Regions from separate parts of the Mus musculus genome. Here region 1 is linked to region 2. The links are chromatin loops, found by intact Hi-C in ENCODE. Cell type or tissue: heart. All regions are shown on one strand. Each heading gives the region's core, and the rest is flanking DNA. Links, peaks and the distances in the headings are about the cores only. Region 1 holds the start of Rhbdf2 (rhomboid 5 homolog 2). Region 2 overlaps Ube2o (ubiquitin-conjugating enzyme E2O).

What was found. Hi-C counts contacts between places; a loop is a spot of excess contacts. Peaks named below come from ENCODE experiments on the same cell type or tissue, not always from the same donor. Only the 100,000 strongest peaks of a DNase experiment are listed, where the experiment ranks them.
Region 1: a loop joins it to region 2, with 7 times the contacts of the local background. A loop is called at or near these places in 18 of 42 quality-filtered maps.

The regions. Positions count from the first base shown.
Region 1 is chr11:116,622,830-116,633,119 of GRCm38, forward strand. It overlaps Rhbdf2 (rhomboid 5 homolog 2), which reads right to left and starts at 1,391. Exons shown (of 19, transcript NM_001167680.2): 1 at 1,349-1,391. In heart, for the core only: CTCF peaks have their summits at 2,942 (motif pointing right), 4,970 (motif pointing right) and 6,198; DNase peaks (open chromatin) are centred at 3,022, 6,182, 7,542, 7,912 and 3 weaker places; H3K4me3 peaks cover 1,560 bases; H3K27ac peaks cover 5,536 bases.
Region 2 is chr11:116,549,296-116,559,585 of GRCm38, forward strand. All of the region lies in intron 1 of Ube2o (ubiquitin-conjugating enzyme E2O), which reads right to left. Among named protein-coding and RNA genes, the nearest start is that of Sphk1, 22 kb to the left of the region's middle. In heart, for the core only: a CTCF peak has its summit at 5,380 (motif pointing right); DNase peaks (open chromatin) are centred at 1,677 and 7,226; H3K4me3 peaks cover 1,240 bases; H3K27ac peaks cover 4,280 bases.

The sequences.
Region 1 (10,290 bases), core at 1,511-9,510, 74 kb after region 2:
ATCCGGGAGACCTCAGCTCATCCAGCTTTGGGAAACTCCATGGGAACAGAGCTTGGTCCTGCCCTTCCTCCATCCCCAGGGCTACTCTGGCTTACCTTGAGCTTATCCTGTGTCTGAAGCTATCCTGGGTAAAGTACTACAGACCTGTGCTTCGAGAGAGCCACTGTTCCCAGCTTCTCCTCCACAGGGCCAGTGGCCAGCCAGGGCGAAGCCTGCCCACCTATCTCTTTATCTCTCACTGAGATTCGTCCTGGCCCTTCCCAGCCCCTGGAGAAACTTAGGTAGGGAGAGAAATTCACAAGAAGTACCCTAGTGGGCTGGTGGTCATAGGACGGTCACTCAATGTTGACTTTTGAGGGGCCAGATTCTGTACTGTGGGGCAGACCTGTGATGGCCAAGTGTCTCCAGGGATTGTCAAATATCCTTAGCGGGCAAAAGCACCCCTAAGCTGAGAACCACTGCTTGAAACCAAGTTTCATTTTCTTCTCCCTGACTACAATCACAACAGCACAACATAGATGCTGGGGACAGTATTTCACCACAAGATGTCACCCACACTGGAACCCCCAATGCAGCTGGTTGAGAAACAGCAACCGCTCCACCTATGAGGCAATCCCTCAGGTACACCTCACCTTCGCTCTCTATGTCCCGGCCCTACAGACTCGCGGCTCGGTGTTTCCTGGAGTTGAATCAAGGTATGGACCTGGCTTCCCTTCTGCCCTGGGGTTGTGGTAGAGACCTGGGCCCTACAGACCTTTCGCTCCCTAACTTTCAATCCAATGCAGAAACATCAGCTGGGGGCCCAACTCTCCAAACCCCTCGGTCCTTAAGCCAGGACTCCTGAGTACACTTTCTGAGCCGCGGACTACTCTGGCGGTGTGAGCCTTCCCCATCCCCCACCCCCGCACCTGTTACTACCACGGCGGCGAAGCTCCACGCACAAAACGCTGCCCGAGGACTTTGGAAGTTCACCCGGGAGACAGGGGAATATAGTCTTAAGGTCTAAAAGGGATTTCTGGTTGGAGGCGGAGTCGCATGTTCCAACACTGGGCAGTGCCCTCTCTTCCTCTCTGGGCTTTTAAACTTTTGCGCAAACCACGCGCCCAGACATCTGGTGACTGTGCCCCGGGGAACCCCTTTAGGCGTCCTGGTCCCAGCAGAGGCCAAGGATCTGCGGGAGGGATCCAGCGGTCCCGCGGGCACAGAGTCCAGCCTCGGCCTCTAGGGCGCTCTGCGGGGCGCACAGCCCCCGACCTTCCCCGCGGCCGAACGGGGCAGCCCCGTGAATCCCTGGCCACCCGCGGCCTAGCGGACCCGAGCTCCGCCGCACCCAATTCCCCGTGCTCACCTCTCGGAGGCCCCACGTCCCGGGAAGCGGCTGAGAGCAGAGTGGGCAGCGGCGGGGCGGCGGCTACAAGGCTGAGCGCCAGCGCTCCGCCTCTTCCCTACCTGCGCGAGGGCGCAGGGGCGGGGACTGGGTGTGGGCGGGGCCTCATTGAGGCGGGGCTTCTTGGTGTGTGGGCGGTGCTTCGGGGGGCGTGGTCGGCCCGCGGCTTCTGCCTGGGCTTGTAGCTCCTGCTGCTCCACTTATGGCCACATTTAAACACTTGCCTAGCACACAGATCTTAGGTTCGATCTCCAGCAACACACGCGCTCACACGGACACACCCCCATAACAACCAAGCAAAAACCACTCAATTTCCCCTTCTCTTTCTCGTGTGACCTCAGGCTCCTTTGACTCCAGGAGCCTCGACTAGGCTTGCATCCTTTCCAGAATCCCCGATCGATCGCTGCAGCTACATCGTCTAGGAAGCCTTGGCCTTCTCTAGCTGCTGTCTCTCCTTCGTCCATTAGAATGATCTCTCCTCAGGCCTGGCATCCCTTCTAGGCCAGACCGGGTCCTTGCTGGAAGTTGGGTCTTGTCCCCTTAACCACCCCAGGACTAAACACAGAGCAGTTGGAAAGGCAACCGAGGTATATGCTAGTTCTTGGGACTGTCCCTTAGGAAACTGTGAATGTTGCTCTGCACCCAAGGACACAGAGGCTTCTTGCTAAGGCTGAAAGCTGGCTCTCACAGTAACTGGCAATAGATGCAGAGGAAGGCCCTCCACATCTCCGTGTCATGAACAGCCCCCAGGCCCAGGCTTTGGATACTCTAGCCTGGCCAATACTGACCAAGTAACTTGCTTTGTTGGCTGTAATGAGAAATAACTATATATGACTCCAGCTAACAGAGCCGGGGGTTCAAATCCTGATCTGCCATTGACTGCTCCTGTGGTCTTAGATGAATCCCCTAAGCCTCCTCGGTCTCAGCTTTCCCCTCTCTGTGTGGTAGCAGTAACAGGGAGCATTTGTGGGGCCCCTGGCTCTAACTAGCAGCTGCTGTTATCTTTGCTATTATTAGTAGTGGTGACGGCCGGCCCTCCCTCAAGTTTAAGCCACAGGCTTTTATCCTCCTTAGCCCACGTCTCTAGCCACCTTGAGCCCATAGGAGCTGGGCTGTGCCTCCTCATCTCCCTCCTGGACCCAGATATCCCTCCCTTAACTCGGCTCTGGGTGGTGCCATCTTGTGATGTTCTTACCCACTTCCTGGTAGAGTACCACTCTTCATGTTCGCGTACCTAGCCCTGTACGAAGGCCTACATTTATGACACCCTGTCCAACACTCCCATGCTCCCACCTACGAGCACTCGCCGGACCTGTCAGCTCCTGAACAAGAACAGCAGGCCGGAGAAGGGCAGGGGGTGCCACTGATACAGATGCCTAGGGCCTGGGTTAGCCCCTCACTTGGGATTTGATGTGGAAACTTACGGCAGGCAGGAAATGGCAGAGGAACGAACTAGACCTGTACCCCCAGGTCTGGAGTCCCTATCCTCAGCCCCTGCACCAATGGCCTCAGTCTTTCTTTCTGAAGTCCTCGCCCAGCCAGAGAGTATGGAGAGACCACCACCAGGGGGCGCTGCAGCAGAGCTGCTTTCAGAGGTGAGCCAGGTCTCTGGGCTCTTGTTGCTCTTAACCACCCTGCCCCCAGTCTGCCACGTTGGTGGGTTGGGTAGAGCAGAGGTTAAAAGCACTGACTGCTCTTCCAGAGGTCCTGAGTTCAACTCCCAGCAACCACATGGTGGCTCACAACCATCTGTAATGGGATCTGATACCCTCTTCTGGTGTGTCTGACAGCTATAGTGGACTCATATAAATAAAAGAATTTTTAAAATTTATTTTATTTTTTTATTTTCAAGATAGTGTTTCTCTGTGTAGCCCTGGCTGTCCTGAAACTCACTCTGTAGACCAGGCTGGCCTCCAACTCAGAAATCCTCCTGCCTCCCAAGTGCTGGGATTAAAGGTGTGTGCCACCACTGCCCGGCAATAAATAAATCTTAAAAAAAAAAAAAAAAAAGTGGGGCAGGGGAAATAATTATATGGTTGGAAGCTTTTGCTGATGTTGCAGAGACCCAGGTTCAGTTCCCAGCATGCACTTGGGATCTTGCAGACAGCCTTAACTCAGTTTCAGAGATCAAATGCCCTTCTTATACCTCCACAGGCATGTACATCATAATACATACTTAACACATACATACATACATACATACATACATATATGACACAGGCAAAACACTAATTCATGTAAAAATAAATAAATAAAATGTGTGTGCACCACATGCTTAGAGCTTTAGTTACTTCCTATTAGGCAGGGTGGCAAACTTCTCCTTCCCAGTCTCCAGCCACGGAAAGGCAAGGCTGGGGCAAAGACAGATAATAACCCCAAACTTGGGAGCTGTTTCTCTGAAGCACAGGCAGGGAGCCATTTAGTGACCCCTCCACATATCCTTAGGAAACCATGCTGAGAGCGGCAAAAGAACCAGCCCTGGGGGTTGGGGTGCAGGTGGGAGGCTGGACTTGCCTGGCATGCGTGTGAGTTCCATCATGTGAGGATCATTCTGTCTGTCCCATGGCAGCAAAGAGCATCAGGCAGAAGAGGCACCGTGGGGCTGCTGGAACCATTCAGGCCCAATCCACCTCTCAGCCTGGCAGATGCTACTCTGGCACCTGGGCTGGGCTGGGCTGGGCTGTGTCCTCACTGCTGGACGGTTGGGCTGTGTCCTCACTGCTGGACGGCTGGGCTGTGTCCTCACCCCTGTACGGCCAAGGACGAGAATATGCATGATGCTTCGGTGACATCAGAGACTTGTGCCATGCCGCCCTAGCCCTGGAGATGGAGAGATCACAGACTTGGCTGCAGTAAACCACCTCTCCTGCCTGGTGTGGGAGAGTGAGAAACAGTTGGGTGTAACGTGTGGGAATGTCACATTGCAGCTGTTAAAAGCAATGAGGTAACTGTGTGTTGATAGGGAATTATCTCCAAAATGCCCTTGAGTAGAAAAACAAAAAGTGGAATGCATACACTTGCTATGTTTTTATAACTTAAAAAAAACTGTAAAAAATTGAAATAAATACTGAAAAAATTGAGACAGTACTTTGCTCTGTAAAGCAGACTGGCTTGAATATTTTTTTATTCCCTTATCTTGTCTTGAGACAAAGTTTCACTATGTAGCCTTGGCTGGCCTGGAATTTACTATCTAGCCCAGACTGGTCTCAAATTCACAGAGATTCACCTGTCTCTGCCTCTGCCTCCTGGGAGCTGAGGTTAAAGATGTGAACCAGCACGCCCAGCTGGCCTGCAACTTTTTTGTTTGTTTGTTTGTTTTTCCATACAGGGTTTCTCTGTCTAGTCTTGGAACTTGCCCTGTAGACCAGACTATCCTTGAACTCAGAGATCTGCCTGCTTCTGTTTCCCAAGTGCTGGGACTAAAGCCATGCACAACCACCAACTTGTTTATTTTTTAAATTTTCTTATATGTATAAGTGTGTCCGTCGTCGTCGTCCCCCCACCCCCCCCCCCGCATGTGTGCCTGTGCCCTATTTGTATGACTTCAGGCCAGAAGAGGGCGCTGGATCCTCCCGTGGAACTGCAGTTACATACAGATGGCTGTGAGCTATCATGTGGATGATGGGAATTGAACCAAGGTCCTCTGAAAGAACAGCCAGTGCCCTAAACTGCCGAGCCATCTCTCCAGGCCCAGGCCTTGGATTCTTGTTTCTCCTGTCTTAATCACCCAAAAGCTAGTTGGCAGAGAACCACCATGACTGGCTAAAATGGATTTATTTTTGTTGGGATTTATTTTGTTTGCTTTTCTGAGACAGGCTCCAGGCTGGTCTGGACTTCACTCTATATATACCCCAGGCTGGCCTCAAATTCAGCAATCCTTCTGCCTTTACTTCTTGAGTGCTAGGATTATAGGTAGGTATAAACCACCAGGCCAAGTGTTCTCAGTTTTAAAATGAGATGCTGTGGCCCTCTGCAATTGACTGCGTGCTCTCAGCTGTGGGCCTATGTCCTGCAAACCCCGAGACCTCTCTCAAGACTTGTGCAACTCTGAAAAGATTTAGATAAAATGATCTTAAAATTAACCTGACAGCAAGATTATCAACTTTTTAATCTTATTTCTGTAAGATTCTGTGTGTATGAATGTGTGCGAGCATGTGTGTGTGTATGTGTATGTGTATGTGTGTGTGTGTGTGTGTGTGTGTGTGCGCACGCGCGCGCACATAAGCTTAAGACAATCTCAGGTGTTGTTTCTCAGTCTCTGTCCACCTTATTTTGAGACACTGTCTCTCACTAGCCTGGGACTCACCATCAGGCTAGTGAGCCCCCGCGAGCCACCTGTCCCCACTTTCCTGCTTCCGGGGTTTCAAATGTGCATTACTATGACTGTCTTTAATGTGGTCTCTGTTCAGGTTTGGAGAGCTCCAGGCATGGGTTCAGGACTGAAGAGCACAGACACTGAGGCAGGGCCCTGGATCGGAGGCCATGTTCTTTCCAGCCATCGCGGGAGAACAAGCTTTGAATGTCCTTCTGGCAGTGTTCAGGGGCACGCGGGGTTGTGTGAACGAGAAGAACCGCGGAAGGGCTGCTACCAGAGTCTAGAGGAGGGGGAGTTAGGAAGGACCCCAGGAAGCATACAGAAAGGATGACAAAGATGTCTTTTTAGAGTGTGGCTGACAAGGGCCTAAGGCCTCCCATCCCCCAGGGAGCAAAATCAGGATGTCACAGAACTTCAGAGGAAGACAGGGACCAAGAGCTATGGGTTACAACAGCTGGCATCCATAGTGCATAGTCTCCATCTAGCGGCCATATCCAGTACTGCAAGAAGGAATCCACGTGTCCTGGCCCTGCTAACTCCAGAAAGCTTGTTCAGTCAAACACTAGGTAAATCTCTTAGCACTTCCCTGGAAGAACACCGCGCCCGGAAAGGGCGATAGCATCCAGGTTCAGACCTGCCTGCCATCACTCGAGGAATCAGGCAGGGAGCACATGTGGCCATAATCTTGGGATTCTGAGTTCTCCTCTCTCCCTGGCACTTCCATCCTTGTAGGTGACTTTGTGTTCCGTCCCGATTCCCTCTCGGTAGCATACTCTTTCCTAGTGGCATTACCACTCTTCAGCATGGGAGCAGCATCGGCCTCTTACCCAGTCTCAGACATTTTACCCAGAAGCCACCAGCTAAAAGACCATCAGACTAAACAACATAAAAGCTTTAACTCTATGCCTTTAATCCCAGCACTCAGGAGGCAGAGGCAGGAGCTGTGAGTTCGAGGCCAGCCTGGTCTACGGAGTGAGTTCCAAGACTACACAGAGAAACTCTCTCTCGGGAGAAAAACAAAGAGTATCAGACTTGTGTTGGCTTACAGTTTGAGGTACAGTTTGTCATGACAGGGAGGCAGGGCAGTAGCATGAGGAGCTGGTCACATGGTGTCTTAGGTGGGTGGGAACAGAGATGAGAGATGAGAGCTGGTACCCAGCTGGTGGGGTGGGGCCTCCAGCACTCAGGGCTGGGAAGTGAATCTAGGAGGTCCCAGGGTCTTCCCGCCTCTGTTAAGCGAATCTCAGAGGTGCCCAGAGCTCTGTCTGCCAGGTGACTAGACCCTGCCCAGTTGGTATTATTCGTTATCACAGGGACTCTATAAGAAGCCCCCCAGCCTCATCAATCATTGGGAAAATGAAATCAGAACCGTGGGGACCACGGTGCCCGAGTTTGTGTGAATAGTTGGCACCCAAGGAGGAACCAGGGCGTCCTGAAGAAATAAGTGCCACGGACCTGGGACAAAGCATGTTGCATGCCAGGTGAGACTCCTTGTCTACAGCAGAAAAAATGACCCCGGGTGACTAAGATATGTTAGAGTCATGAAATGCCATGTGCCTGAGAAACTCAAGTTACAGACGCACAGAGATATCTTGAGTCTTACAAACATTGTTTTAAGTTGTATTGATTGTGTGTGCGCCCCATAGCGTGGGGCATTGGACTATGCACAGGCAGGCTGGTCTCCAGTCGAGCTGAGATGCTGAACCCCGGAACCTGGTGGTGATAATTCACCTACACGGGATGGAAGGAGTTCTCTCATGTCTCCTGGAACTCTGGCTCCTGTCAAAGTTACCGCCCCCACATCCCCCACAAGAGAAGCAAGGCTAGTTAGTAGTCACATAGGCAATGTCCCAAGCTTCTGACCTTCAGGCTAAACTCCTCTCCAGTAACCTAGCAACAGAAAAGATAGCAGCTCCCTTTAAAAGGGGCTGTTTGGCCCTCCTTGCTCTCTCACTCCTTTGTTCTCTTGCTCTTACTCTCCTCTCCTCTCACTCTCTCTCTTACTCTCTCTTTTTCTCTAGCCTCCCCCCTCTTTTCTACCTTCTCTCTTTCCCCCTGCCTTTCTATAATAAAGCTCTAAAACCATAGACTGTCTCTATTCAGCTGCGCAGACTCTCGCCTGTGTGGGAACCTCTCTTCCCTCTTCCCTCTCTCCCATAACCCCGGGGCTACAGGGTATCTTGAGCGGAAAACATCTGGCAGCCTTCCTGTGTCTGCCTGTCCAGAGCATAGGAGGAACTCTGGCCGGACGTGGGTCCTCCCTCCCCCCTCTTCCCCTGGGCCCCTTTTTAGTTCCCACACCATAGCACACATGTGTAGGTCAAAGGACAACTTGTGAATGTCCCAGGAATTGAACTCAGGTCTTCAGGCTTGGTAGCAATTACCTTCACCCTGTAAACCAGCAGTTCTCAGCCTGTCGGCCATGATCCTTTGGGGGGGGGGGGCCCTTTCACAGGGGTCACATATCAGATGTTCACGTTACGATTCTTAACAGTAGCAACATTACAGTTATGAAGTAGCAACAGAAATCACTTTATGGTTAGGGGCCACCGCAGCTTGAAGAACTGTATTAAAGGGTCACGGCATTAGGAAAGGTGAGACCCACTGCCCTAAACCAGTTCTCTAGCCTCTGACATTTTAAACTTGCTGGTCCTGAGGACAGGCCTCTCACATTCTGAGCAAGCACTCTGTCAGTAAGCTACAACCCAGCCTTTCCACTGAGATGTTTTATAATACTTTTCAAACTTTTAAATTGTGTGTGTGTGTGTGTGTACACCCACCTGAGTGCAATGCCTACAGAGGCCATTAAAGGGCATTAATTGGCCAATTTGTTATTGGCCAAATTAAAAGTAAAAAGGAAGGTTTACTGGGGCAGCTCATGGGCCAGGGAAATTGCCCTGTAGACATGGAGGAGAGAGAGAGAGAGAGAGAGAGACAGACAGACAGACAGAGAGAGAGACAGAAAGACAGAGAGAGAGAGAGCAATTTAGATTATATAGAGAAGATCTGGGGAAGGGGAAACCCAACCCTTGGAGTGAAAAGTTCAGGCATGGAGGGTGCGGTGTGCCAGTCATACCCTGTAACAGGGAGGGACTGAGGGATGCTGGGAGACCCTGGAAGCCAGGTCCGCTTTGATATGTTAAATAGGCACCTCAGAGGCTTGTCCTGGGTCTGAAACCCAATGGGCATGGGATGTCCCTGCAGCTGGAGTGACAGGAGCTTATAAGTCACTTCAGGAGGATGCAGGGGACTGAACCCTGGTCCTCTGTATGAGCAGTACACACTTAACCAGTCAGCCATTACTAACAACCTATTTGTTTATTTTTTATTTTTTATTTTTATTTTTTAAAGAATTATTTATTTTATGTATGTGAGTACACTGTAGCTGTCTTCAGACACACCAGAAGAGGGCATCAGATTCCATTACAGATGGTTGTGAGCCACCATGTGGTTGCTGGGATTTGAACTCAGGACCTTCGCAAGAGCAGTCGGTGCTCTTAACCGCTGAGCCATCTCTCCAGCCCCTATTTTTTAGTTTTTACTATGCCTTTGTGTGTGTGTGTGTGGGGGGGTGTACAGTGGCCAGAGAGGGTGTCAGATTCCTGATTCGGGGTTACAGGGTGGTGACTGCAAGCAGCCTGCCTCAGGTACAGGGAATTGAACTCTGGTTCTCTTCAAGAGAAGCAAGTAATCTCACCTGCTGAGCCAGCTCTTTTATCTATCTATCTATCTATCTATCTATCTATCTATCTATCTATCTATCTATCTATCTATAGACAAGGTTTTATGTTATTAAGATTGGTCTAAAATTCACGGTGTAGCCCAGGCTGGCCTTAAACTTCTAATCATCCTGCTTAATGTAGGGTAATGACTGTGTCTCCACCCACTGGCAGGTGCTTGGCTAATTAATAACAGGCATGATGGGGAGGGTGTGATAGCCTCAGGAATGCCTGGTGCAGAGGTTGGGCACACAGGCATGTCTGAGAGCGTTTCACGAGGTGGGGGAAGGTTCATTACAGGCTAATGCTCTTTTTGTTGTTGTGTTGTTTTGTTAGAGACAGGGTTTCTCTGATCGCTCTGGCTGTTGTGAAATTCTCTCTGTAGACCAGGCTGGTCTCAAACTCAGAGACCACTTGCCTCTGCCTCCCAAGTGCTAGGATCAAAGACATGTGCCACCACGATCAGCTTAAGAGTTTATATCTTAAACCACAATTACGAAGCAGAGAAAACTAGCATGAAATGGCAACAACAGTCTTTGAAACTTCAAAGTATATCCCCCAACCCCCAGTGACATAACTCCTACACATATTCAAATAGGGACCACACATTCAAATGCCTGGGAATATGGGAGGCATGGGGGATACTTCACATTCAAAACAATTTTCGTAGGAAAGACTGGTTTCGCATTATCACACTCTGTTTATAGAGTGGTTGGGATGGAACCCAGGGCCACAAGCTAGGCGACCAACCTAGCTACACTTTCAGGCCCAGTTTTAATGTCAGATGATGGAGGGTGCTGTATTGTGGTGACCCTAGGGTGTAGATGTTTGGGGCAGCCGCTGGCTTCCCTGAAGTAGAGTGAAATAAA
Region 2 (10,290 bases), core at 1,366-9,365:
AAACCAACATTATGATGAGTCAAATCCTTCTCTGAGGGTCTACCCTCTGACCTTGGCTCATGGGTGCTCAGGAGTGGTTGGAGGACTGGCATGGCACTGAAGCCAGCTGTCACTAGACACAACCCTTCTAATCTGGCTATTCTGCCTGCCCAGCTGCATCCTGCTCCTTATCTGTGGCAGTGCAGACCCTGTCCTGACCCAACTGAACCCCCAGAACTGCCACCTCCTGCTGCTGGGCGGCCTCTGTGGCCCAGAAAGAGCTGCTTCTCTGCTAGGCTGTTTTGTCTTCTCTGTTCTTGTATCTCCAAATCGGGATTGTTCTGTCATTCTTGGACAACCTGTAAGTGGTTGCTACATCTCTCTCCCCTGCTCAGAGACGGACAGGCACACACCAGGAAGGGCTCTCCCCGACTCTCCCCGACTCTCAGTAACCTCAGCCGGCCTCTCTGCTGCGAAAGGTGACTGGCAGAGAGAGGAGCAGGACAGAAGTGCTGAAAAGCAAGTACAAGGTCACTGAAGCTTTGCTAAGGACAACCCACACAAGCTCTAGGTAGGCTGTACACCGCTAAGCAGGAAACATAAACTGCCACAGGGACCCAGGACCTGTTCCACAGACAACACTGTGACTGGTGTCAGCCTGCTGCTTCCAAGTACACATGGTATCTCAGCAGCCAACTCTGGGACCCATGACAGGATTGAAGCCACAAAGAAAGCATTGGCGCCTGCGTGCACGCACACAGGCACATACAGCCACTACATCCATACTTGCTTGACTCCCTGTCCACAGGGACACAGGCTGAGGTCCAGAAAGGCTAGCTTCAAGGCACTGAAGGGAAGGTGGAGAGGCCAGCTCCCTTTTCTAGTAATGTGAAGACACTTTGTGCCTGCCCCACCCTCAGCTTCACCTCAACTGCCTTCTTAGCTTAGACGTCAAACCACCACCAATTAGGGGGCCTAAGTCATCGCAGAAAGCAGAGAGTAGCGCGGCCTTGACGAGAGCCTTGAGCTGCGTCTGCACACAACCCGATGGCCTCTGTCAGGTCCAGGTACTGCCAGGGGAGGGGGGAGGATCCACATGGACAGCCTGATCAGAACAAGCTCATACAGGACGTGTGAAATGGAGGTAAAAAGAAGATTGCCAAAAACTCCAAGATCAAGTTCTTTATGAACGTTTATAACTGTAACCACCTCATGCCTACAGGTGCTCTGGATAGCCTCTCAGAGGGAACGGTTGTCAAGAAGGATGTCTTTAGAGACTCAGCTCTGAAACGCAAGGCTGGGGAGGCCAAGGTCAGTTGGAAGAACAATACAAGACAGGAGAGAACAAATGGTTTTTCCACAAGCTATGCTTTTAGGTATATTTTTGTTTCTTATCATTAAAAATTAAAAAGAAAAAAAAAAGTTCAGCAACTCCGAGTTTACCAGCCAGTTGTAAACTAGCATTTCCTGGAAAGCATCGGTGAACCTAAGTTTTGGAATAGCAGGAAAGAAGCTATTCCAAAATAGCCTGGGGGGAAGTCATGGGCTACGTGAAATAAACACTGGTCATGTAATGGCATGGAACAGGGCAAGAGGCAGTCTCTGTTGCCTCCTCTGAAAACAACCCAGGGCCAGACTGTGGAGGAGGGGAGCTCAGACAACACTGATGGCGTCTAAGCTCAGACAACACTAGCCTCTGCTCTGCCTGGCTCCAGCCCCAGTTCTAGGGCAGACGCAGGCCAGGCTGTGCTCAGAGTTATAAACAACGCAACCCGGGTTCTAAAGGGGCCACTCTGACCACGTACCTGGCTGAATAAGGCAGTGAGCTTCCTAGATAATGCCAGCCTTCTAGATGAGGCTGGCAGGATTTAAAAGGGACAGAGAAGTTACTCAGGCCTTAGGAGAGGAACCCTGAGCAAAGGAGGAGAACCTGGGGGCCTGAGCCAAGGCAACACATTGGGGTCACCTGCCTGGGAAGGGAAGGCAGTGGCTCTGTGGTTTTCAGCTAGAGCCACTTTGTCCTCTCCCCTCCCTAGACACACAGGAAAGCTCCTGTCACAATGACTGGACAGCATTATCAACAGTGTCTAGGCCAAGGAACTCCTGGCTGCTTAGGACATCTAGAAACAAGGTGGGTCAAAGGTCATCTCCACTACCTCTACTGAATCCCCCCACCCCCACCCCCGCGTGAGAGGGTCTACTGTATAGCTCTGGCTGGCCTGCAACTCACTATTTAGACTAGGCCAGCCCTGGCTCTTGAGAGCTGGAATTAAAGCTATGCTCGCCCTCCCTCCCCTTCCTTTCTGTGTATCTGTGCACACATGTGTGCAGTACCCTGGAGGGCAGAAGAGTGTTCAATCACTTGAAAGTGGAGTTAGAAACAGTTGTGAACTCCCTGACATGGGTGCTGGGAACCAAATTTAGGTCCTCTGGAGGGCAGCTGTCACTCTCACCAGCTCAGCCACTTCTCCAGCCTATTTTACTTTTAAACAATTATTGGGACTCCCCAGCACTCACACGGCAGCTCACAACCATTGGTAACTCCAGCTCCAGGGCATCCAATATCATCTTTGGCTTCCTGGGCTAGGCATTATATGTAAGTGGTGCACACATATACACATAAGCAAAACAACCATACACATAAAATAATAATAAACAAAATGGAGAATGACATGAGGAAACCGATCCTGACCTCTGGCCTCCACATACAACTGTATAGCGATGAGGCAGGGGCAGAGGGAAGGGCTGCAGTTCGGGGAGAAGGCTTGCTGTAGAGTGAGCAGGCACTGTCATCAACTGGTTTGGGCTTCTAGAGGCCCATCTGCTAACAAGGCCACCTCCTGGAACTGCCTCCCTGGCCTGCTCTTGCACCTGAGCTGTCCTGCTTCCAGTCTAGAAGCCCATTCATTAAACTGGCCATGGTCAATCAGATGCACTAAAAAATTCCTGTATAAAAACTTCCAAGACTAAGTGTCTGAAAACAGAAGGAAGCTAAAGTAAGACAGTTGCAGGTAACAGGCTCCTCACCCAAGGAGGAGCTGCCAGAAGGCCACAGGGAGAGTTATTTAAACATCTTATTTCTAATTCTGTGCATCTAGTACATCTGTGTGTGGGCATGTGCACATGAGTGCAGTGTCCACAGAGTCCCTGGAGCTATAGTTACAGGCAACTGTAAGCCACATGACATCAACACTGGGAACAAAACTTGGGTCCTCAGCTCTCCAGTCCTCACAGGAAAGGCTTTAATGGGCCTAAGCATATATGTCTGGAGAGCAGGAGCCACCAGCCACACCAGTGAAGGTCAAGACGGGAGGTGTGGCCAGGCTTCAATCTCAGAGCAATAAATCTCCATCTCTCCGTATTCCCCAGGGGTGTATCCACGACCAGGTCTTTCATTTACATGGGAGCAGGAGCACCCAGCACCAGCCAGGCCTCACCCACTGAAGCTTGATAAACTGTCTGCCCTCACTGCATCCCTGGAAGAGGAATGAGTGGAGACACAGACAGTTTGCAGTGGACCCTGTTTTTGCTCCTCTGCTCCAACCCGACAGAGCTAGGCCACATAGAGACAGGCCAGGACTCCAGCCACTTCCTGAAGGGGACACTATGCCAGGCTAGCATGCAAGATCAGAAAGCAGCCAGGGATGGTGGTGTGCAGCTGTCATCTCAGCACTCAGGAGTTGGGGACAAGAGATTATGAGTTGGGGGTTAGGGTATGCTGCTATACAGAGAGACTGTGTCTAAAAACAAAACAGAAAAGTAAACGAGAGGGAAACGTTAAGGAACTAGCTGAGACTGCATCCCTTGCAGCTATGTGACCCAGGAGGAGAGGGAACTAGAAGGCCAGGCTGAGTCAGTGAGCAGAGCTGGTTCCAGGCAACCCTTTGTGGAAGAACCCACCTACCTCGGCCCACAGCAGCATCACTGGCTGTACAAACACCACACTTGCTATTTCCAGGCTAATAAGAAGAAAGCGCCAGGGCATGCTGGCATCCCAAGGTAACAACTGGTGAACACACACCAGAGCTAACGAAAATGGCTTCTGAGGGGTGCCATCATTGTTTAGGCGAATCACTAAGGCTTCAAAGACCCATCTTTGCACCTCCACTTCTTCTAGAACATGGCAGCAGTAAGTACTTCAGGACAGGGAGCAGAACAAAAGCACCAACTGAAAAGTGCTCAGAATACCTGGAAGCAAGATCTGTCTATTTCTCAGGGAGAGTGAGACAAAACCACAGGAGGCAAAATAACAGGGAAAAGTGGGATTCCAGGCACGGGGGGAGCACACAAGAACCGAGTTTTGCTGAGGACACAGCACTGCCACTCCTGAGTGGGTACCAGCACACATCCTAGAAACCAGAAGTCTCCCTGTGGACAGGACAGTCCTGGGCTGGATGCACTCTTGCAGGTGCAACCCCAGAGCTTATGTTCCAATCTTCAGGCGCCCTGGGGGCCACCTGCCTGGCACCTCTTCTTGCCACAGGCCATGCTTTTGCTTTACCACATGAGTAGTCTGTTTGAGGAGTACATCCTACAGAACCCCAAGCAAGTCAGCATGGCCCTCAGGGCCCAGAGCACCATGGCAGGCTTTTGAGGAGCTAACAGCTCAGCTAGAGAAGCCAGATGCTCGTGAAAACACAAAGGCTGGAATGAGATGCAGAAATTAACAAGGTTGTATCATGACTTCAGTGCATTATTAAATTGGAAGGATTTTAAGTCTATCAGGGAGAGTCATGAGTAAACGCCACAATGAATTGTGTAGTATTAACAACCTTCTAGCTTATGTGGTTAACATTCTCTACCTACCTCCTTTTATGTGCTGGGATGTTCCAATCCTAGTGATGGCTTATGGCTAGAGGCTGAGTCTGAGCACATCAGAATGTGTGGATGTGTGTCTGTCTTCAGAGGTTACTGCTAAGACCCCTCAACAGTATTACAAAAAGCTCTTGGCCACAGGAAGAAACAGCAACACTCAAGCCCAGGACAGGAAACAGGCGCTATCTCAGGCCCGGCAGTAGCTGGAGGGAAGAGAACAAGTAGGGCTTTGCAGCTGGGCACGTCAAGGGGAGGTCTGGTCCCACTCAGAGATAGGAGGTGCAGGGCTGGGCTGAGCCACAATGAAGTAAGCCTCGGAGCCAGGTCCAGCCCAGAGACAACACAGCAGGCTGTGGTACCCTGGAGGAACAGGTACAACACAGACCCTTGGTACAAGGGCACCAAGACCAGGACAAAAGATGATGCTTCCTGCACAATTACACACGAAGCTTCCTTTCCCTGGGAGTGCAGACCTTTAGAGGGTCTCATGAGCTCTGATCTCATTAGCGCATCATAACCGTGACAGAAGATACAGGTCCTGAGAGCTCGGGCCGGTTTCAAGATGCTGCATTTTACATTAAGCAACCACAAGATGGCGCATAGCTGGCTACATGCTGTTGCGCTGCTTTTGAAGGGCAACTAGCTGGTGGAAGCAGAGGAGACCCCTTCAAATGAGAATGGAATTTGGTAATGAATTCTGACTGGCATCAGCGAGGTCATGGAGCAGTGAAAACCAGAGGTGGCCAAAGGAGCTCTGGGGGGAAGGGGCTGTTTAGGGTGGCTGCTAATCAGAATCCCAGTAAGTGCTTTAAAGATTGTTCTAGGGCAGGAGATGGCTCAGTGGTTAGGACCACTGGCTGCTCTTCCAGAGTCCCAGGGTTTAGTTCCCAGCAACCATATGGTAACTGATAGGAGCCTGTAACTCCAGCCCCACTGGATCCAACACCTCCTTCTAGCCTCTCCCAGACATACACATGGTGCAAGCCACCAATACACATGTAGTGTATTGTATATAGTGGCACATGCCTTCAATCCCAGCATTTGGGAGGCAGAGCCAGAGGTTGAGGTCATCCTGGTCTACATATATAAAGTTCCTAGCCAGCTAAGGCTACACAGCGAGACCCTGTTTCAGAAAAGAAAAAAAGAAAACTGACAGAAACAAGAAAGAAAAAATTTCTAATTAAACTAGAGTTCTGATTTTTTCACTTCAAACCTACTGAATGAATATGTGGATGAAGACAGCAATGTTCACGTAGTCCCTCAACCCCACCCCCAAGGCCTGGAGACCAAACCCAGAGCATCATGGGTGCCACACTCCACCGCTGACATACAAATCAGGAATCCATTCCCTTCTTGTTTCTTTCTTCAAGCCTCACCACACAGCCCAGAGACACCTGACCTTGATTCATGGTCTTCCTACCTCAGGCTCCTGAGTGCTGTGATCACAGGGGTGTGCTATCACACTCCACTGGGACATTTGTTTTTAACAGACTGGCCTATAGGTCAAGGTGTTAAAACAAGGTGGCTTAAAATAATGAACACCATGCCCTACCCAGAACTCCCTGACAACCCCTTCTGTGGCTCAGCCTGGGAAAGATGCACTGGCTGCCAAGCTCTCAAAGCCTCAGCTTTGGGAGACTGCTCAGGTGGGCCAGTACTAGGGGGATGGGAAGTGCTGAGAATGACAGATACAGAGGCAAGAACTGTTGCCATGGAAGCAAAGATCAGATTCTGCCAGTGCCAAGAAGACACTGTTTGGCCACTCAAGACTTCCAGGGGGAAGGGCTTCCTGCACAAGAGGGCAATTTTAGAGGTAGGTTCCTGGTCATGAGTAAACCGTGGCCCTGGTGGGAGGATGTGGTCTCAATCACTGGGGCAGCCCTAGGTACCTCCTTGCAGGTGTTCCTCCTGCTTGGTCCCTCATCTGTATAATATGGTCTTTCGGCAGCATCAAGCCACCACCCTTCCTGAAAGGCTGAAGCAAGGAGCTCCACCCAAGCAGGACAGTGACTTGCTGTGGCCAGGCTCCCCAAAGCTGGGAAATGACAGCTAATCAATCAATAGCCACTCTACAAAGCGCACTATCCTGCCTCGCTAGGCAGACTCGCCTGAGAAAGGAGTCACTCAGCACTGCTATTTTTAAAACTGCAAATCTGGTAAGAAAAGGCAGTACAAACGATCCATGAAAGCCTTGGTCCGAGGCTGTGGGGGCAGAGGCAGGTCCTTCCCACTGAAACATGAGGCGTTCACCCTCCTATGGCAGACTCGGTTCCTGAATGCTCTGTTTTAGATCATTCCTGGTGGCCAAAGACTACACTAGAACTTTCCAGTGACGTGCAGATGAGCACTCACACACAGGCAGGGAGAGGTCTCATGACCTAGCAGAACGACTGTGAAACAGCACTGTCCACTCACAGCCCTGCAGCCTGTTGACTCTTTTCCCCAGGGAAGCAAAAGCCTGGGAAAGTCGTAGAAAGGCACAGGTGAGCTGTAAGACCTCAGGGATGAGAGGCGGCTGTGACAGTCCCAACAGTCTCTAAGGCCTGGCACACACCATGCTGTCACCTTGCCCATGGACAGGCTGGCCCTACTGAGCTGGCAGAGGTACCACAATGACCTCTAACCTTGTGTCTTCCTCCCCACTGGGATTTGGTCAGAACGGGAAAAGCACCTCCTAAACCAGAGCTTCGCAACCTGTGGGTCAGGGCCACTTATCAGATAGTGACATCATGCTTCTTTTTCTTCTTTAAATGAGCTTACCACTGCATACATACACTGTATCCTGGTCACACTCACATCTCCCCTAACTCATCCCAGATCCATCCCTACCCTCTTCCAAGTTCCAACAGTTCATCCCGCCCTCCTCAAACTATTTGACCCCAGTTTGTGTTGCCCATAAATTCTTGAGTGTGGGGCCATTCATTGGAGATGGTTGACCTGCCCTTAAGATAAACCAACTCTCCATCCCTGCCTCCCAGTAGCCACCGACTGTCCATAACTTGTCTAGGACCTGGGCTGTGAGCACCCCTGCTTCCATTCTGGCTTCATCTTGTGTACTTCTTGTACAGGTAACCAGAGGTGGTGCAGATTCATGAATGCAGAAAGCATGCCTGGAAGGTATTGCTTCTTCCAGACCTCTGGCTGTTATGAACTTTCTGTGATCTTTCTGTTCCCAGTGAAGGTGTAATGTGTCCTACTGAAGGGTATTTGGTCACAACTTAGGGTAAACAGAAGTCAGTTAACCTGCTCCAGAAATGGCCAAGGGCAGCCCACATCTTAATTCTTAACTGGCAAAATGCAGTAGCAATGGAATAATTTTATGGTTGGGGGTCACCACTGACTAAATGTACTAAAGGTAATGTACTAAAGAGTAGCAGCATTAGGAGGGCTGAGAAACACTGGTCTAAAACAAGTTTTCCAACAAATTAACTGTGAATGTGCAGTAATCTGTGGTGATCAATAAGGCTGGGGAAACTAGGTAGGCGGAGAATTGCCATTGATGGGTGCTGCAGACTCTCCAGCAGGCCTTTTTCCCTGGCAGAAAAATGGGAAACGTCACAGCTGAACCTAATCAAAGAACAACACTATAAAAGGGCAGCTATTGTGGGTCTAGGCTTAGGCTGATCCACACTGCTACACCTCTCAATCCTTACCGAAGCTGCCAGGACCCAGGTTTGAGTGCCCGCCTTCTACTGTCACAGGCTGGGGTCAGCAGCCCCGGAGAGGCAGACTGTACAACTGGCATGTAGGGGCTCAAACCCTGGAAGGAAGGTATAGTCCTTTCACAAATGCTTTGGCTGTCCCCTCTCCTGGGCTGGCTCTATTTCCCTTATTCCCAGGGCCCTGGGGGACTGGGATGGGATGTATGCACGCAGCAGGCCTGGAAACTAAAGATGACCGGGAAGAGACTGACTGTGTCTGGAGTGGCCCTGTACCCACGGACCACCAATCCCTAGAAGGATGAGAACAGAGTGCATCTCAAGGGCCCATTAAACCTGTCTCTTAAGGCTGGGTGATGGCCCAGCTACACTAAACCAGGAGCGCTGCAAGTACAGAGATTCTATCTTTTGTTCTCTCATGTATCCACCCCTTTCCAAGTAAGGCAGATAATGTGCCAACTAAAACCAAGGTACAGGGATGGGCTATGAACAAGAGGCATCTAACATTAACACAGTGGTGTCCAAGCCCACCTTTCCTCCCCAAAGGGCTGGGCAGAAACACAGCTACCCAATAAGGAAGTCTAGACTCCTGCTGGCTGGCCCGCTTTCTCTCATTTACGATGCTACTCACTTGCTCCATGGTATACTGTCCATTCATGTATTCAATCAAACACTACTGGGTGTCTGTGGGTCCCATAGATCCTGTCCCAGATGCTAATGAAACATGGAGAAACTAGTTTGGGCAAGCATAGAGTGGCAAACACTCCACATGTCAACATGGCTACACTAATCTCTTGCCCAGATGTCACTTCTCTGACAGAAGTACACTATGGTGACCCTGACCCTTGCTTTCCTCTTCTCCACAGCACTTTATGGCTTGATTCCCTGTCTCTGGATGCCTATGGGTCCAAGTGTGAACCTCATGTGGGTAGCCAGTGTCCCCACAGCATGCAACACAGGGAGATGTACCCAAGGAGCTGCTGTAAACACACTGCAGGGGAAGCCCAGGACAGAGGACACGTGCCAAGAGTGGTAAGCAGTGCCCAGTGCTGTGGAACGACCCAGTGTCATACTTAACCCAGCACTAAGGTCCCACAGCAGGCAGTGTGAGCAGAAGCCTCACTGGTGGGGCTAGAGACCCAGAAAAGAGCAGCAGACTCATGTCCCTTGGAAGACTAGGACCAAAAAAGAGGGGGAAAGGAAGAGGCAGGTGACAAAATGCACAGGCTGGAGAGGTGGCTCACTGGTTAAGGCTAAGAGAAAGCGCTACTCTTGCAAAGATTCCCAACCCACATTGAGTGGTTCATAACTGCATGTAATTCCAGCTTCAGGAGACCTAACGCCATCTTCAAGACCCCTGCATGCACAAACATCTACATATACACTACTAGAATTAAGATCAGTTTTTTATGTGGTTAAGCAGGAGACTGCAGAGGGAAGCTGGGATGGATGAGCCATAGCTCTCAGAGGCCAGAGGCAGTACAGAGCAGTGTCCACACAGAACCCAAGCCCAGGAGGAAACTGTCCTTGCCAGGAGGCCTCAGTCAGAAAATGCTCCTTCTGGGAAGCTGGGTTTCCAATAGGCTGCCAGGATTCCCATGGCTAGAGCAGGACCTGTCGCTGTCACCCAGAGAAGCCACAGTGGCTTTACACCAGAACCTTAAAGGTGGGTCTCCAACTCCCCCACCCCCAGCAGCCCTTTTTTGCTATATGGGCTTTCCTCAAGCAGGCCAGTGCTGGTCAGGGAGGGTGGTCCCTAAGGCTAGCTGTTGGTAGTCAGTTGATACAATGTAAGTGTGGGTTATCAAGTTGAGTCCCTGTGTTTTCAATTGTTAAC